Regions from separate parts of the Homo sapiens genome. Here region 1 is linked to region 2. Evidence: chromatin loops called from intact Hi-C (ENCODE). Cell type or tissue: Caco-2. All regions are shown on one strand. Links, peaks and the distances in the headings refer to the core of each region. The heading gives the core; the rest is flanking DNA.

The links. A loop is a pair of places that touch in the nucleus more often than their neighbours do. Peaks named below come from ENCODE experiments on the same cell type or tissue, not always from the same donor. Only the 100,000 strongest peaks of a DNase experiment are listed, where the experiment ranks them.
Region 1: it touches region 2 in a loop (4-fold over the local background); 5 of 110 quality-filtered maps call a loop at or near these places.

Annotation. Positions count from the first base shown.
Region 1 is chr1:239,867,429-239,870,228 of GRCh38, reverse strand. The region is part of intron 6 of CHRM3 (cholinergic receptor muscarinic 3); the gene reads right to left. Among named protein-coding and RNA genes, the nearest start is that of CHRM3-AS1, 31 kb to the left of the region's middle. In Caco-2, for the core only: no CTCF peak of the experiment used is centred there; no DNase peak of the experiment used is centred there.
Region 2 is chr1:239,814,902-239,817,701 of GRCh38, reverse strand. The region is part of intron 5 of CHRM3 (cholinergic receptor muscarinic 3); the gene reads right to left. Among named protein-coding and RNA genes, the nearest start is that of CHRM3-AS1, 84 kb to the left of the region's middle. In Caco-2, for the core only: no CTCF peak of the experiment used is centred there; DNase peaks (open chromatin) are centred at 1,121 and 1,481.

The DNA.
Region 1 (2,800 bases), core at 291-2,790, 53 kb before region 2:
TGTGACTTGCTCTGTTTCCTTGTCAGCATTGCATAAAATGCCTATTCTTTCCCTCTTTAGATAATAAACTCCTTGTGTGCAGAGACTGTGCCATTTACACACTAGGAACCTTCCCAGGGGCACCTCAAAGAATGTGCCTTAACCTTATTTAGCTTCAAGGACCCAGGAATGACTCATAAGAATTGCAGAACGGTCCCCAAACATAAAGGACATAATACAGTAGAAACAACAAACACAAAATGACCTGTTTGGGAGAGAAGACAGTGTACCCCAAACCACATATCAATGAGTTGAAAGTAACTCCAAATGATCACTCCCTTTGTAGATTCTTCTTTCCCCAGTGCCTGAAACCCCTGCCACTCTATGCCACTCTATCAGTCAAATGAATACTCCATCGATAAGTATTTACCAAACACCCACGAAGAACCAGGCATAAAAAGAAATTTAGACGCAGCTTCTCCCTACAGGAGTTCACATTTTGGGCAAATAAAGACATATGCACATAAAAAGATAATACTTAATCAGGGGCAATTAATACAGTAATAAGTACACATTATAAGCTCTGGGGGGGTCAGAGGAAGAAAGGAAGTCTTGGGGATCCATGGCTGAGGGCTGGGGATGTGCTCATTCCAGAGGGTGTGATCTGTGACTCCAGGCTGGGCCACGCCACAGGGGACTTTGACTCCTGTGGCTGATTCTGTAGCCCAGGCAGAGACCACTTTAAGGCTTACCTCCACCAGGGAAGCTGTAGGCCACAGGGTGAACAAATTCAATGTCCACCTAATTGCCTGACTACTATGTTCCAAGCTTACAAGGCTGTTCTTTGACTATGGGTTCTTTTCAGATGGAGAGATTAAAGCTGGAAGTGGGAAACCATTCTTGGATTGTTCTCAGGGCTTTGACTTGCCTTCCTTCATCATTTTAGGGCTCAAGTGGATCCTAATTCTTGACTCTGTCTTCCTCCAAGAACTCCTGATGCCTTCAGTTTGTACCATATGGTTCCTTTTAGTGCACGCTGCTGGGTGTCCTGCCCAGGTGCGCTCCCCACCTTCACCTGCTGTTTTGGGGCTGGGAACTCACAGCTGCTCCCCTAGGTCCCTGTTTCAGCGTGGGGCAAACTCTGGCATGCAGTTTGGGGTGCAGGGTTTCTAGGCGTCAGGCAGAAAGCTAGGCTGCAGCCAACCTTCATCTTACTCAGCTCCTAAGAGTACACTCCCAGTATTCACTGGTACAGGAATCCCCACCCCAGGCTCTCCTTGTAAGGACCTTGACCTTGAGGCTTAAAAAGCTATTTCACAGCTGTATTTATTTCACGTGAAGCAGACTATTATCCATATTTTATCAATCTTGAAACCGGGGCTCAAAGACATGAAAGTTACATGGTCAGTTAATGAAAGCAGTGCCTACTACAAGCCAAGGCTCCGTTCTCATTCTCAGAATTCATCATTCTTTCATTAATTCATGTGCTTCTCAGGCAGGTTTGAGATTGGACTGAAGGATCAGGGTCCTTTCGCTGATTTATGGCTGAATGTAGTGGGAGAGAAGCACTGTGTCTTCTTTATTCAGCTGGGCAGGACGGGAGCTGAAGGGGGATGTGACTACCTAGCATGGCTTGAGAACAGATTTGAGAACTCCCTAGCCAGGGCTGGCGGATGGGCTTGAAGCTCTGGGTGAGAGAAACAGCTTAAAGTTTATAGTAGTGGTCTTTGCCTGGGGCTACTTATTTTGAGATATCTGTATCTGTCTCAGTCATCATCAAAGGTCAGGAGAGCCACTTAGAGACTGAGAGAAGGGAAAAAAGAGAGGGAGAAAGAAGGAATGAGAACCACGGGAAAAGGACCTCTGTGTGGTCCCTGGGTGGCAGTCCAGCTACACCATGTGAACGAGTAAATGTGCTATTTAGTGACAGCTGTAAAATCAACATGCCCAGTGGAGATTTGTACTAGAGTACCCTGATGCAGCATTGTCACCGAAGGTCACGAGAGGCCACTCACGGCATCACGCCGCAGGAGTTCCCTTCTGTTCTCTGAAAGCACCCAAGGGTGTTGCTGAGCATTAATGTCTCACCCACACAATAGTACCTTCCTGTGAATGACTTCAGAGTTTCGCCTTTCTTTCTTTACAGTGTGTGCGATTCAAGGAGGGAGCAATAATTAAGTGTTTGGTGCTGGGTGCCACGGGCACACTTGCAGTGGGCTTTGGTCCCGTTTTATGCTCCTCCTTGGCTTGCCTGTGACTGGCTAAACACAGGACAAATGAGGGCAGGCTCCTCCGAAGCGTATGTGAAACAACACTGATACTGATCATCAGGAGAAATCTGGTGCCTGTCACTTCCGGGGACTGGGGTTGTTGCCAGTTACATACTCAGTCCAAGGCTGCCTTTGGAGGGGAGATGGAAGGTAAACTAGGAGGCGCTGTGTTGTCTCTGGGCCCCAACAGAAATGGTTATAGCCAGAGCTATAAGAATACCTTGTATTTTTCTAGGTACGATGTTAAGTTCCGCCATCTCATCATATACCTGGACACGACTTTTTTTTTTTTTTGAGACAGAGTCTCACTCTGTCACCCAGGCTGGAATGCGGTGGTGTGATCTCAGCTCACTGCAACCTCTGCTTCCTGGGTTCAAACAATTATCCTGCCTCAGCCTCCCAAGTAGCTGGGATTACAGGTGTGTGCCACCATGCCTGGCTAATTTTTGTATTTTTAGTAGACAGGGTTTCACCATGTTGGCCAGGCTGGTCTCGAATTCCTGACCTCAAATGATCTGCCCGCCGCGGCTTCCCAAAGTGCTGGGATTACA
Region 2 (2,800 bases), core at 273-2,772:
GTGTAGAGGGAGCACTGTGAGTTTTCGAGGGAGGAGATGGGGGTCTTGCATGTGTGTCCTTGTGCATTTTGGGTGGACAAACTAGATGAGAACAGGTGGGTGGGGGTGGAGGCTAAAGGCAGAGGAAGCCAAAGACAGTGCCTCCAGTAGCCCGTGGGAAGCTTCCTCATGCCTTTGAGATATTGCAGGAGGTCCCAGAGCTCTGGCCCATGGTGATCTCAGTGGTACTGGATTCTGTCTTAAAGATTTGGGCAGTTCTGGGGGTGACACAATTAGGGAATATGACTCACATCAAACTGACCATGAAATACCAGTTGAGAAAGGAAAAGTAAGAAGAGAAAGATAGTTTTGCAAATGAGTCAAGGTTACATAGATGGAAGGAAGAGCTAGCCTGGATTTAAACAGATCTTCATGGTTTCACAGTGAACTTCAAAATTACTCTTTTAGTCTCCAGAGCTCCAGGACAGCCTCAGAGCCTTCAGGGTCTGGTCTTGCTTTCCCCACAGGGCAATGGTATAAGAGGTGGATATTCCTGTCTCCGTGGAGAGAAGACAGGCATAGTAAACCCTTAGGAGGCACTGTCTGTGTCCATATATTATGCAAAGCTTTTGGCATACATCAGCTCACAGTGCCTCACATGTGCTAATATCATCCCTAGTTTATTGATAAAGACTGAGGCAGCTGGGCGTGGTGGCTCACGCCTGTAATCCCAGCACTTTGGGAGGCCGAGGTGGGGGAGTCAGGAGTTGGATACCAGCCTGGTCAACATGGTGAAACCCTGTCTCTACTAAAAATATAAAAAAATTAGCTGGGCATAATGGTGGGCACATGTAATCCCAGCTACTCAGGAGGCTGAGGCAGGAGAATTGCTTGAACCCGGGAGGTGGAGGTTGCAGTGAGCTGAGATCGTGCCACTGCACACCAGCCTGGCAACAGAGTGAGACTCCCTCTCAAAAAAAAAAAAAAAAAGACTGAGGCACAGACAGGCTGGATATTATTTCTGCAGTTTCTTCAGTCACACAGGCAGAATAGGGCTTAGTCAGGCTTTGAGCCCAGGCAGTCTACTAGATTATGCTGCCCAGTGGCTTCCTGAAGAAATCCACCTTGCTTGGTACTTCCTGGACCAGGAGAAGGGCAAGCAGGCCTGGGGAGCAACATTCTGAGCTTGTTATCTGGAGGTCTGGGATTGATTCCCTCCCTCTTCTGCCTGTGCCTCAGTTTGCCTTGCTTTAAACAGTGTCATGCAATATAGATCTTACATATAGATGCTCTGTGGGGATTAGTGAGGGAATGCTCAGAAGTTATTAATAAAGCTTCTCAGCAAAACAGGATTACGTAGATTTAAAAAAAGGAACAAAAAAAGGAGCAACACCGGTGGAGTAGTGAAGCAAGACTGTATTAGGAAAGACCACGTCTTTGAAGAAAGGCAAACACATTCCCTTGGCCTGAATCAGCCTCATGGGAGGGGCAGCAGCAGCCATCAATCGCAAAGCACCGCCTTCTCTGCATTCTGGATGCTTCTCTGCAGCTCAGAAGCTCTGCCAGCTACTAGGCCACCTAGATGGCAGCAAACTGGTGGGTGGGTGAATCCTCTGGATATGTGACAATTGGGAGGAGGGTGTGAGGGCAATAAGCTGGCATGGAAGTCTGTTCTTTTTTCCCCCCCAGAATGAGAAAGTTTTAGCAAAAGAAAAAAAAAAGACAAACCAGACTGAAATGTATTGATATCTGATGAACTACACTGACCCAGAAATACTATCTAATTTGTTATTGAGACAGAAGCACCATATTGATTTTGCTGAAGTGCTGTCACTGCGCATCATTCATCTGGAGAAGAGTTAATTAAGAGTGCAGTTTAAAGATGCATAAAACCTGGACCTAAGATGTAGCCTCAGACCGAGGCACCATGTGCTCCAAGATCAAATACAGGTCCCAATATGAGAACGCCTTCAGCCTCCTCCCAAAGTCAATTTACCTCTGCTCATTGTTCAGCTATCATTTTGTTTTGCATTTGAGTTGGTTACCAGTAGGCTGAATTAGACCTACCCTGTGGTAAATGTGCTGGCATTTTCTTTATGCTTTAGTCTATAAGCTTATTGTTTTCAAATTTTCAAATTACTTTTTTGCAAGATGTAAGCTTTCAGAACCACTGTACTATATGCTTGGTTTAAATTACTGTAACTCCCAAAACAAGCATAATGTCATTCACATGAAAATAGGGGTTTATATATTGCTTATGAAATCAGAGAAAAAGGCAGGAGGGGACTTTAAAAGTTTTGGACAAGCCTTTTAATTTTACAAATAACAAAACTTGATTAAAAATGCAAGAGAAAAACTCCACAAGACAAAAGGATGAGAGTTTAAATGCCCGGATTAAAGTCACACATTTCCTCCGGTCGGTGAGTCATGAGAATGGGTACATTTTGATATGTCCTGACAGTACAGAGGAAGGCATAGATAAATCAGCACAGCTACTTTCAATTTTACTGATAAATCCCTCTCAACTGGCTTCAGTCTTAAAATTTACTTTTTCTCTACTATCCAATAACATGACACAGTGCTAAACTGCATCAAAAAAGATCAATGGGTACTTTGCCAGAGAAAAGAAAAGGAAAAGCAAACAGCGGGCCGGGCATGGTGGCTCATGCCTGTAATCCCAGAACTTTGGGAGGCCGAGGCAGGTGAATCTCTTGCAGTCAGGAGTTCCAGACCAGCCTGGCAAACACGATGAAACCCCATCTCTACTAAAAATATAAAAATTAGCCAGGCATGGTGGCGTGTGCCTGTAATCCCAGCTACG